3 separate regions of the Homo sapiens genome follow, and all the other regions are linked to region 3. The links are chromatin contacts, found by Hi-C or POLR2A ChIA-PET in ENCODE. All regions are on one chromosome and are shown on one strand. The core of a region is the stretch at or near the end of the contact, and the rest is flanking DNA. Distances in the headings are between cores, read along the strand shown. Region 1 overlaps ARID1B (AT-rich interaction domain 1B). Region 2 overlaps ARID1B (AT-rich interaction domain 1B). Region 3 has its middle 88 kb from the start of ARID1B.

Region 1 (3,701 bases), core at 676-3,175, 240 kb before region 3:
CGAGTGTGGTGGTGCAGCTACTTGGGAGGCTGAGGTGGGAGGATAGCTTGAGCCTGGAGGTGGAGGCTGCAGTGAACTTTGACTGCACCGCTGCACTCCAGCCTGGGTGACAGAGCGAGACCCTGTGTCAAACAAAACAGAACAAAACAAAACAAAAGCTTATCACAACCAACAACTGTTACATTTTAGCAGGCATATAAATATGTTATGGCTATAATTTAATACATTATCAGAAGCAAAAATTTTAAAAAGCAGTGAATAACAGCAGAAATATAAACTATATATATATATATATATATATATATATATATATATATATATATATATAATTAACAACTAAATTTATTATGAGACCATACCAAGTACTGTATTTGAGTTTTGCAGGAAGAAGACTAGTTCATAAAAACAGGGAGGGAGGTCAGCTGTAGCCAAACCAAACTGTCTTTAAACCCAGAGTGAACCCAGAGCAAACCAAAAGCTCCCTGGATTGTTGAATTCCGATTTTGGTCAAACTGCCTTTAATATTACCTCAAAAAGTTGAAATAACTAACGAAAACCTTACTATCAACTATATCTTAACAGGTCCTCTCAATTACCCACATAACAGCGTAAATCGTTATTAAGCTCATAGGATCCTGAGGTTTCTATAAAACCAATAAACACGCATATATAGAACTCCATATGTTCATGGGGCATAGTTTTCAGAGAACCATCATAAAGAATAAAACAACAGTGGGGAACAAAACACACCCAAAAAACCTGAATAGGCACAATAAACTTATAATTAACACGGCCTTTCTGGCATCTTGTCAAACACTCTTCCAAGAGGTATTCTGCATGGTTTCAGCATTGTGCTGAAATAATTAGCATATATAACCCAAATACCACACCACACCACATTTACTGTATACCAGATCTCTAGCTACCTGTGTATGCTCAGCTACTAAACATTCTACCATCGTTTCCCCCTGAAGTCAAACAGCAGGACAGAATTGTTAAATACTTATTATAGCATGTCTCAATTGGCACTGAAAGTTGAAGAACCAGTTTCTAATTGAAGAGAAAAAAAGAATGGAAAATATTGCTTTAAAATAAAATTATCTCCCTTCCCTTGTCAGTTCAAATATGTGTTGGTATTAAAGAAACATCATATACAAGTTCTACTTCTGTTAAGTCCCTGGAATATTGCTTTAAAAATTAATGTTTATTACTTGAAATCCTATAAAAAGCTTCTGCTGTCCCACCCCTTTCTTGCACACTTAAAATTACATGGCTTCTTAAGCCAGGAAACTTTGGAGCAATAGCTGGTACCACCAAGTACACAAGCTGTACAAACTGGATTTAACCAGCCTAGTGTTGGTGCGACCTGCTTTTCAACACGCTCTGAAATACAGGAGCGTGCCAATAATTCCAGCTTTTCACATGTAGCCCTTCTTCCCTTTAAATACATCTCCACCAAAAAAACAAACAAACAAAAAACAAACAAAAAAAGCCTCAGATATTTAACCTCTACTAGTAATGTACCCAGTTCATATCATATTTTTCTAAGAGAATTCAATGCTATTTGTCTAGGTTTTTATTTGATAACAATAAGGTGAGAGTAAGCACAGGCAATCCAAGGACACTTACAGAGTGGCTCTGCAATCTGGTTGCCAGCAGAGGGTGACAATTAAGCTTGTGGGGCACAAAAGCAAAGGCTGAAAGATTATGACCACTCTCCCCACCACCTTCCCCCTCAAACACCACGTTTCTTCCAGATTCTAGATTTCCACTTGTCACACAGACTTCCCGCTGGGTGCCCTGCAGGTTCCTTTCCATAAACAGCATGGATTTCAAATCAAGCAGGGCACAAGGCCTCTATTCAGGGGCCTTCACCCTGTTACAAAAAAGCACAAAGGTGCAGGACAGCCTCACAATGGGCAAACAAATGAGCAGGCCCCGCCTCCTCCTCCAACACACGTGCACACAGTGTCTGCCCAATGCCTACTTTTTTTTTTTTAAAGTAAACTTCAGCTAGGAAATAGTAACAGGCTCAAAAGTCCTATGCATATTACCCTTTTATGTTTCTTTTTATTTTCTCTTCTTCGCTCAATGAACTGCTTTCTAAAGAGGCTGAAAAAGATCATTACAACTATAGTGGATAAACATTTCAATTTAGACATCGTCCCCCTAAAATAAGCAACACAGACTAACAGACTATGAAAGCTATCAGAAAAATGTATTGTGGCCTTATATTTCACTCTTTAAGGCTTTAAAAGTTCAAAATAATTAGATGCCACCAAAATCTCAAATACTATTCCTAACCACAAGAAGCTTTCAGCTATTAAGTACAGTTGGAAATAAAATCAAAACAAAATTTAGTGAGAACTATTGAAAAGGAAACGTGTTCTGCCTCAGCTTATGTTTGAACATAAGTATTAATTTAATAAGGGAGCACATAGAAAAGGTGCCAAGTTTAAACCTAGAACAATCAACAACTACATATAACTTACAGTGGGACTATAAAGTCTGTTTGGCTGTTTTAATAATGATATAAAAATATTCCATAAGAAACTTGAGCTTTTTCATCTTAAAAAGCTATATTTATTTTTTGGTACATACTTATTTTCATCTCAAGAAGAGCAAATACACAGTAAAAAGGCAATGACAGTATCAGAAAATAAAGAATATGTTCAGCATCATATTTTATAAACAAAGAAGCACAGCTTTACACTTTAAAACATTACTGCCATCTTTGGTTATTTGTAAGTTTAAGCAGCCAGTGAACACCAGTGTGTAAACCAATATACACATATAAATAATTACATTTATCTGCTGTATAGAATGCCATATTGTGGTAATACTGCAATGCACAAGAACCAGGCAATGGAAATGAGGTTTCCCCTTTCAGAATTCATCAGTACTGTTTTTCTACATCTCACTCACAATCTTTTAACCATTGATGGACTCTGGCCTTAACCTTCTTTATGTTACGAGTCAAAGGTTAAAGGGAAACTGACTCACAAACAAAGGTGTGAAAAAAGTTTAGCGTAGTAGTAATTACACATTTGTTTCAGAAATTTTCAGTTTGGTATTTCTTCACCCCGCCCCCCCCCTTTTTTTTTTTTTTAAGAAACAAGGTCTCGATCTGTGGCTCAGCCTAATCATAGCTCACTGTAGCCTCTAACTCCCAGGCTCAAGCAATTCTCCTGCCTCAGCCCACCCATGCCTCCCTAGTAGCTAGGACTACAGGCACATACCACTATGCCTGGCTGATTTTTTTTTTTTTTTTTTTTTTTTAAGACGGAATCTTGCTCTCGTTGCCCAGGCTGGAGTGCATCGCGCAATCTCAGCTCACCGCAATCTCCACCTCCCGGGTTGAAGCGATTCTCCTGCCTCAGCCTCCCGAGTAGCTGGGATTACAGGCATGCGCCACCATGCCTTGCTAATTTTGTATCTTTAGGAGAGATGGGGTTTCTCCATGTTGGTCAGGCTGGTCTCAAACTCCCAACCTCAAGTGATCAGCCTGCCTCGGCCTCTCAAAGTGATGGGATTACAGGCGTGAGCCACCGTGCCCGGCCTAATTTATTTATTTTTTTAATATTTTGAGAGATGGGGTATCACTATACTTCCCAGGCTGGTCTCCAGCTACTGGCCTCAAGTGATTCTCCTGCCAAAGTGCTGAAAATCAGGAATGAGCCACTGTGCCCAGGCCTCTTGTA
Region 2 (3,948 bases), core at 1,012-3,511, 140 kb before region 3:
ATTTTATTTCTTTTTTTTTTAGGGTCTCGATACATTGCCTAGGCTGGACTCAAACTCCTGGGCTCAAGCGATCCTCCCACTTCAGCCTCCCGAATAGCTGGAAATACAGGAGGGTGCCACCATGCCATGCTACTATAACATAGACTTACACAATATTATAATTAAAATAAACTTCAATAATAAATTAATAACAATAATAATGAAACAAATAATAAATCACAATACAGATCGAATAGTGTATAAACGAGAAGGCTCAGAAGCAACCTACTGATGAACTGTTAATATACAGCTATGTATCATGTAAAGTATGATCAATCATTCTCCATATCCACATCAGAGAGAACAGTAGTCATATCTAATTTTTGCCCCTCAACGAAAGATGTCTGGTCAGATGGAAGCATTTCCTGAGACAGCACTGTCAAGCCCTGTTGTGGGTTACCGACGGCCGCACCATGGGACGCCCCAGCCTGGGGCAGTAAAACGTGCAGCAGCATCAGCCTGACCCACTCCCTGGCGGCTTAGGTACGGTATGGCGATTTATAAATAAGCCTTTCTGGTGCTCCTAGTAACTAAATACCCTAACAAGTTTGAATCTAATTTAGTCTTTTCCAAATTTCATCCTCCCTCCAGCCAGCATAAAGGGGTATTCTTTCAAGTATCCAAAAGACTAGGTTTACCACTGCTAGAGGGTAAATGGTCATCTAAGGTGACTCCATTTGATTCCAGAGAAAAAAAAGGAAAATGTTGGGTCTCTTAAGAACAGGAAAAGTCTTTTTTAAGTAAAAACACAAAACCCATCAAGACCTAACAAAACAGATGCACATCAAATCCTCTTATATGAAATACAGAAACCTTTTTCAAAAGGTACAGAAGAAATAATTTAAGAAATGAAAGCAAAATAACTTTGGGAGACTAAACTTTTTTTTTTTCAATTTTAAAAACTTGATGCCATCCTCATGGAAAAGACCTTTAAATGACTTGAAAATTCACCTTAAGATGGTCTATTCACAGCTCAAAATCTGACACAGTCTGACAAAAATGTTGGAATGCCAAGTTCACTTCAGAGCTTACATCTGTTATAACCTGCTGCAAATTTATGACACAGTGCACCTATCAAATACAGCTGGTCCTGCTGCCCTTCTACCAAACAGGTATTCTGTCCACTTTAAGAAGCTCACCTTTCCATCTTTAAAAGAAAAAAAAAATTATACCTGTGATTAAAGAAACAATAAAAATTAAAGCAGAAAATCCGTGCAATGCCCCCTAATTCTCTTTAACATCAATCTTAGGTGGACAGCAAAAGGCAAAGACAAAACTATTACAAAAAAGCAGCGGGTCGGGGGACCAGCACAAACCTGCTGCTGAGGGTACTGCATTCCGGCCATGGCCCCGGGAGTCCGACCCTGGATGCCAATTGGATACCGCTGTGGGCCTGGAGGGCCATAGGAACCTCCTGGGTACGGACTGCTCTGCTGAGGCTGAGAATGAGGGTTACTGCCCATGCCATACAACTGAGGTCTCTTCATCACCATTGGATCCATTGGGCTGCCCTGTGAAGACATAAAAGAAGTCGGTTTATTAATTCATTCTTTATTACAAAGGCACAAATTTGTGTTATGTCAACATATGCATTAATAACACAACTATCCTTAAGTTTTAAAAATATTAAAAACAATGACCTGACAAAACATCCAGCAAGACATTAAAGAAAAAACCTAGATGGATACAAGAAATTTTATTTTTTACTTTTAGGAGTTTTTAACAACTAAGAGAGCTCTAGACTAAACAAAACTAAAAACGATTTTGGACCATAAGCAGAGAGAAAACATTTGCATCTAAAATTCTATTATGCGTACAGGAAAAGAGCATGATAGTTAAGCTCACCCACCTCCTTTTAGCTTACTAGTAATAAGAGCAGAGGGTATTGAGTGATTAACATTTTCTGCCTTCAAAGTATTCTTAGAACAATGATTTTATTTTAGAACTGAGTCTGCAAGTCTTGATCAAACCTTAGTGCAACCGAGTGTTCATTAAAAAGTGAAAAGATAGATTTTAGATCATGCATATGTCCAGGGTAAAGATTTTGTTCAGAGACCAGCAGTGTGTAGGGATGAGCACTCAGACTATGAGTCACAGCACCTCTCCCCATGTAAGTCAGCATCTTACCAAACACAACCAGTTCACAAGTAGATGTTGAATTTTATTTTTGGTTTGGTGAGTCAGGCCCTGGGCTTCAGGGCCGAGGTCATACAGGAGGGCTAGGCGTGGAGCCTCAGCCCTTCATGTCCTGGGACGTCAAAGGAACAAAGCAATAGGTAGAAAGGCCCTCACCCGGTGCTACAGTAGCAGGCAGCATTCACCCAGCAGCTCCTTCCTTCCCTCCTCTGTCCTTCCAAAACCACATACTGATCCCAACTGTGTGCCAGATGCTGCGTTCACACTGAGGTAAGTACATGGGGACTTTCAGGAAGGCTTAAGAATTAGCAGGGTAAATTCAAGACCATCCTGGCAACATCACAAGACCCTGTCTCTACAACAAATTAAAAACTTAGCCAGGCGTGGTGGCAGGCACCTATAGTCCGAGCTGTTCAGGCTAAGGCAAGAAGATCACTTGACCCCAGGAGTTCGAGGCTGCAGTGAGCTATGATCACACCACTCCACTCCAGTCTGGGTAACACAGTGGGACCCTGTCTCTTGAAAAAAAAAAAAAAAAAGAGGCCGGGCATGGTGACTCATGCCTGTAATCCCAGCACTTTGGGAGGCCAAGACGGGCAGATCAGTTGAGGTCAGGAATTTGAGACCAGCCTGACCAACATGGTGAAACCCCGTCTCTACTAAAAATACAAAAATCAGCTGGGCATGGTAGTGCACGCCTATAATCCCAGCTACTCCGGAGGCTGAGGCAGGAGAATCGCTTGAACCCAGGAGGCGGAGGCTGCAGTGAGCCAAGATTGTGCCACTCCAGCCTGAGAGACAGAGCTAGACTCCATCTCAAAAAAAAAAAAAAAAAAAAAAAAAAAAAGAATTACCAGGATAAAGGGGAATAACACGTCCAAGGTGGGAGGGAACAGCATGTACAGTACCACAGGGCAGAAGAAACAGCACAAGGCACTGGGTCAAGGGAGATGAACTGCCTGGTGTGTATCAGGAAATAAAAACCATCTGGATCCACGTGAAGCACGAATTTACGAAGATGCTGAAGCAGGCAGAAGCCAGAACATGGGTGAGCCCTGCAGGGCATTCTACAGGCTCAGGCTGCCTCTGACAGATGAACACAGGACTGCTCCCTTGGGCACCTGACCCAGCTGGAAGCAGGTCAGGTTGCCCTGGCAGGCAGGTGAGGCTGAGGTCCTGAACTGGCAGCAGTGGTGGGAGGAAGCAAGCCCAGCTCCAAGGCACAGTTAGAAGGGAAATGCGGCAGGATTTGGAGACCAAATGAGTGATGGAAGCCAGCAGCCAAATGAGATGGAGTGTGCAGAGGGAGAAGCCAATCACCATATCCCCAGGAGTGGGAGCCTTCAGTGGTTTACATAGGAAACTTGAGGCTCTGATATGAAATCCAGGTGAAAATGCCCAGAAGGAAGAGACATAATGAGCTGCAGCTTGGGGAGTAAGGCCTGACCTGGAAAAATAGGTAGAGAAGTCAGCAGAGAGGACATCCACTCCCAGAGGGCAGGGATTTTCTCTATTTTATTCACTATTATATCTCCAGGGCATAAGTTGAACAGTGTACCCAGCACATTAATTGATGAATTAATCAATAGGAAGCAATAAAACCCATGAACTTTATTTAGGAGGAATATATGAAAGGAAAACAATGGGTAGCGAACAGAATCCTAGAGAATATCACCGCTTAAGGGAAAAGGGAAAATGAACCCACAGACAAGCTGGAAGAATGGCCAGAAAATGTAGACACTCTGGAGAGTGTGCTCTTACAGGAGGGAAGGG
Region 3 (4,021 bases), core at 1,224-3,723:
TGATCCTTTCATTGTCAGGATGAAATGAGTCAATGCGTGTGAAGACACTTGGTTAACTAGAAAGTGCCCTGAAATGTAAAGCTATGGTTCCTCATTACTCACTGTTGCATGCTACTCTTTCTCAGAGGTAGTGGAGAGGTTTTCTCAGTGCTTCACTTCACATGAGGCTTTAGTAACTGAAATCCAGGTAACAGAGACTCCATTGTGCATTGCCTGAGAATTTCCTTGGGCTTATATCCCTCTCCAAATTGGGAAGGTGTGACAATACCCCCTGCTGAGCCCCACTGGGGAGAGGAGCCATGCATTGCACTCCTGGATTCTCTGAGGTGTCTGTCCTCATGCCCAAGCACCCTCAGAGGACTGTTCATTTGCCGTCAGAATTGCAAGCCTTCCTGATTAGGTAGTAATGGATACAAAGCTTTCCTATGCCCTGAAAACCAGATTTTTTTTTAAATGGCCACATGCTCTCCACTCCCCAAGCAGGGGAGTCCACAGAGCATCAGAACAACCTGCCACACAACTGTCATTCACACACACACACACACACACACACACACACACACACATTCAATACCACTTGCATTTTTATGACCCAGAGAGGATAAGAAAACTGGTTTATTCTAGAAGAAACTGGTGGTCACCATCCTTATAGCCATCTCTCTAAATCTTATTCATGTTCTCTGTGTGACCCTGAGGGTCACTGGAACCTTCTGGTGTTCTTAGTTCTCCAGAGGATTCCCTTGGCCATCGTGGTAGAGACCTGTCCTACTGGTCATGTGGCTGCTGACTCTAGCTGCTAGGACATGAACATTTGGAATTTCTTCCAAGGATGAAAAGGACATGGTAAATAATGTCTGAATGAGTTTTCTTACCTACATTGCCACTGCCATCTCTTATTCAAAGGAATATCTCCATTCATATGGCTGCCATAAAGCAAATCCAATGGTAGGAAGACAAGATGGAAGCATCAGATGATCCCCTCGGCATTGACACCTGCTCCCATTTAAGAGATGGGGAGAGAAGCCAGCGTGTTAAATGGTAACAGTTCCTGTCATTCCATGTATACTTAACAGGTGCCAGGATGTGCCAAGCACTTTGGATATGGAGCTCATTTTGCCCTCCAACCCTATGGAGTAGGAATGCTAACACCTAGATTTTCAGGGGAATAGATGGCAAACTGGAGCAGGTAGGTCACTTTCTCAAGGTCACGAAACTAGTAAGTAGCTGTGTCAGTCAGGGTGACTTAAACTGAGCTTTGATAACAAAGAGCTCCCAAATCTTAGTGGCTTACAATATCAAAGATTTATTCCTCCCTCCTGCTAAATGTCTACCAAGGTCTCTGGAGGCTTCTTCCTCAATCTAGGACCTCGGCAGACACTACCAGGACACTGCTGGTTGTCATGCAAGTGGAAAAGGAGAAGACCGCAAAGTGCTCAATGCTGGCACATGTTACTTCTGTTTATTTTGTTGGCCAGAGGCTGTCACATGGTACCTGTAACTTCAGAGGGCCAAGGAAGTACACTCTTATTATCTCAAAGGGAGAGGAGGAATTTTTGCAGACAGCTCTAATGACCACCACAGTGGTAAAGGAAGGATCCCAGAAGAAAGGCATTTTCTAAAGCCTATGCTCTTTGCTCCTATGAGAGCTTCCACTCACGGAGCCCTGGGCGCCTCGTGGGGTCTGAGCACTAAGCGTTTTACAGATATCATTTCTGGTCTTCATAGCCACTTGTTAGGTAGATGCTAATATTCCCTTCATTTCGAGATCAGGTTGCTGAGGCCCAGACAGGTCTTGAAGTAGCTTGAGCCAGATGGTACAGAGAGTACCAAATAGCACGTGTGCAGGCCTCTGATTAGTATGACTCGGGAGGCTCTCTTCTTTCCTTCTTTGCCTTGAGGATTTCCAATGCCACAGACATCATTTCAGTTTCACAACAGAAAACTCACATACATTTTCACAAGATTAAAACTTTGCTTAATCTTGTGTTCATTTATTGTTTTATTAATTGCTCATTGTAAAAATTCAGGTAATACAGGCATGAAGGAGAAAGCGAAAAATCACTAACAATCAAAACATCAAGAGAGAGCCGCTGCTAACATTTTAAGTATGTCCCTCCAGATCTGCTCATCTGTAACTTGTTTCTTCACATAACAATAGGTTGTGAACATCCTTCCAATAAATACACTGCAGTTTTAATGACTGCATAATACTCTATTGAGTGACTGTGCTACAATTTAAAATTCCTTGATGATCCACATTTATCTTCTGTTTAATCTCTCCCTCTTCTCTTGTTAATTCTGAGTTCCAGCTCTTTCTTAACAGTGATGTCTAAAATCTCCTGTGTCTTATGATACAGGATAAGACACAGGTCTCTTATGATAAGAGACCTTATGCTTTCGCATTGTTATGGTCAAAGATCTTTAATCAAAACACTAGTTCCTCTTTGTTACCTCTTTTCTTTCTCCCTCTTTCATAAAGAGCCCCCACAAATGGTATTAAATGTTTTGTTCTGGGAGTTTCAGGCCAGGGATTTTCCTTGACATTTCTTTTTTGTTTCATGTACTTTTTCTGAAATTCCCCAATAAACTGTCCTGTTTTTCTTTTTACTTTTGTTTTTGTATATCCACATTGCTTATTTTATTATATATTTGCATGCCCATATTCCAGAACCACTGAACAGCATGTTTTGTGCTTTTCCTGGCTGTTACCTGTGTGGCAAGGTATTCAGTGGCTTCCTGGCTTCCTTTTCTATGCCCCCTGAGTAACCCCCTATGCAGATTCATCACTTTCCTACTCATTGTAGGTTCCCTGCTTTGCTCATGTTGTTCCCTCAACCTGGAGTGGCCTTTACTGTCATCTAGAGTTGGTCTTCAGAATCCAGCTCAAATGCCTGGCCTTTCACAAAGCACCGTCTGACCCTTTAACTGTTCTTTCCTCTGTGCTTGGTAGCATTTTACTATCACCTCCAATATATACTCAGGAGTCATCTACTGAGCACCTATGGTGTACCCTGGAGGGCTGGGGCAGAACAGACAACAATCAGCCTTGGTATCCACCCTCTAGGAGTCCGGGGAAATAGGAAAACAGAACTGGAACCCAGTGTAGTCCAGGCTGAAATGGAGGTCAGCAGAGACGCCAAGATAATGACAGGGCCACGCCAGCGCTCGCTGGCTTTTCTTTAACGCACGTTTTCCCTTAGTAAAAATCAAGATCCTGAGGGAGAAGTGATCCTTTTTAATTCGCCTTTTCGGGACTTTGTGGCAGCGCTTAACGCGCCTTATGCTTAATGGCACACGTCGGGGGGCTCCCGGGAGATGACGGGTGGGCGGACCCCAGGCGCAGGTCCAGTCCCATTACCCACATTTCCCGGAGCCCAGTCTACTTTTCACATCTTTCATTCCCCCTGAAATAGATGCACATTCGCCTCCAGATTTAGAATAGGAGCAATGAGTATTTCACGAAAGCCTGGAAAATATGACTTTTCCAGAAATGGCTTAAGTCGGTCATAGATCTTCAGGCTCCTGGCAACTGCGGGACGGGGGTGTGCCCTAATTGCATCCATTTCCTCCCAGGCCTGATTGGGAATCTTGCACCGGCATCGCGAGCCCCGCTCTTCGGCCTCCAGGAGCGAGTGAGGGACGCGGGAGAGGGGCTTTTCTTCGGCGTGCGCGTCCCCCTGCCGCCGGCTTCTCCAGCTCCTCGCCGGGCCGCGCTGCCGCCCAAACTCCGCGGCGCCGCCCGCTCCGCGCCCGGCTCCGGCCCAGGTTTTGCGGCCCGCCCGCCGCCGCGCTCGCCGAGCCGGAGGCTGGCGCCGCCGAGGCCGCCGCGGCCGGGGCGTGGGGGCCGCACCGCGCACGCGCGCCCGCGGCGTCTGAGGCTCCCTGCGCCCCGACTCCGCGCGGCCGGAACCCTCGCGCCGCCGCGCCACCCGGAGCCGCCCGGGACCCGGACCCCGCGCGCCCCGCGCCGGGCGGGGACTATTTTCTCTGCCCGTGTCCTCTCCTCTCCCCACGCCGGGAG

Evidence for each region. A loop is a pair of places that touch in the nucleus more often than their neighbours do. ChIA-PET counts read pairs that join two places held with the same protein, here RNA polymerase II (POLR2A). Pooled maps may share reads with other maps.
Region 1: a loop to region 3 is called in a pooled map, with 2.7 times the contacts of the local background. The contact joins two enhancer-like sites. A Hi-C loop is called at or near these places in 4 of 168 maps with a recorded cell type or tissue (CD4-positive, alpha-beta memory T cell, MCF 10A, PC-3 and 1 more), 4 of 37 single-sample maps with no recorded cell type and 13 of 50 pooled maps. POLR2A ChIA-PET finds 5 or more read pairs at or near these places in 2 of 52 experiments (GM12878 and T-cell).
Region 2: a loop to region 3 is called in a map of ascending aorta, with 2.0 times the contacts of the local background. The contact joins two enhancer-like sites. A Hi-C loop is called at or near these places in 5 of 168 maps with a recorded cell type or tissue (K562, MCF 10A, ascending aorta and 2 more) and 4 of 50 pooled maps. POLR2A ChIA-PET finds 5 or more read pairs at or near these places in 2 of 52 experiments (A549 and activated T-cell).

What each region holds. Positions count from the first base shown.
Region 1 is chr6:156,931,540-156,935,240 of GRCh38, reverse strand. The region is part of intron 3 of ARID1B (AT-rich interaction domain 1B); the gene reads right to left. Among named protein-coding and RNA genes, the nearest start is that of MIR4466, 150 kb to the right of the region's middle. Within about 2 kb of position 1,925, at least 11 of the 41 ENCODE cell types and tissues checked have a DNase peak (open chromatin) inside an H3K27ac peak, as active enhancers do.
Region 2 is chr6:156,826,829-156,830,776 of GRCh38, reverse strand. ARID1B (AT-rich interaction domain 1B) reads right to left here. Exons shown (of 20, transcript NM_001374828.1): 2 at 1,356-1,550. Among named protein-coding and RNA genes, the nearest start is that of MIR4466, 49 kb to the right of the region's middle. RefSeq lists an enhancer at 1-921. Within about 2 kb of position 2,261, at least 14 of the 41 ENCODE cell types and tissues checked have a DNase peak (open chromatin) inside an H3K27ac peak, as active enhancers do; they include ascending aorta, where a contact is called at or near this core.
Region 3 is chr6:156,687,268-156,691,288 of GRCh38, reverse strand. No RefSeq gene overlaps it. Among named protein-coding and RNA genes, the nearest start is that of ARID1B, 88 kb to the left of the region's middle. RefSeq lists a silencer at 3,764-4,021 and an enhancer at 3,427-4,021. Within about 2 kb of position 2,473, at least 8 of the 41 ENCODE cell types and tissues checked have a DNase peak (open chromatin) inside an H3K27ac peak, as active enhancers do; they include ascending aorta, where a contact is called at or near this core.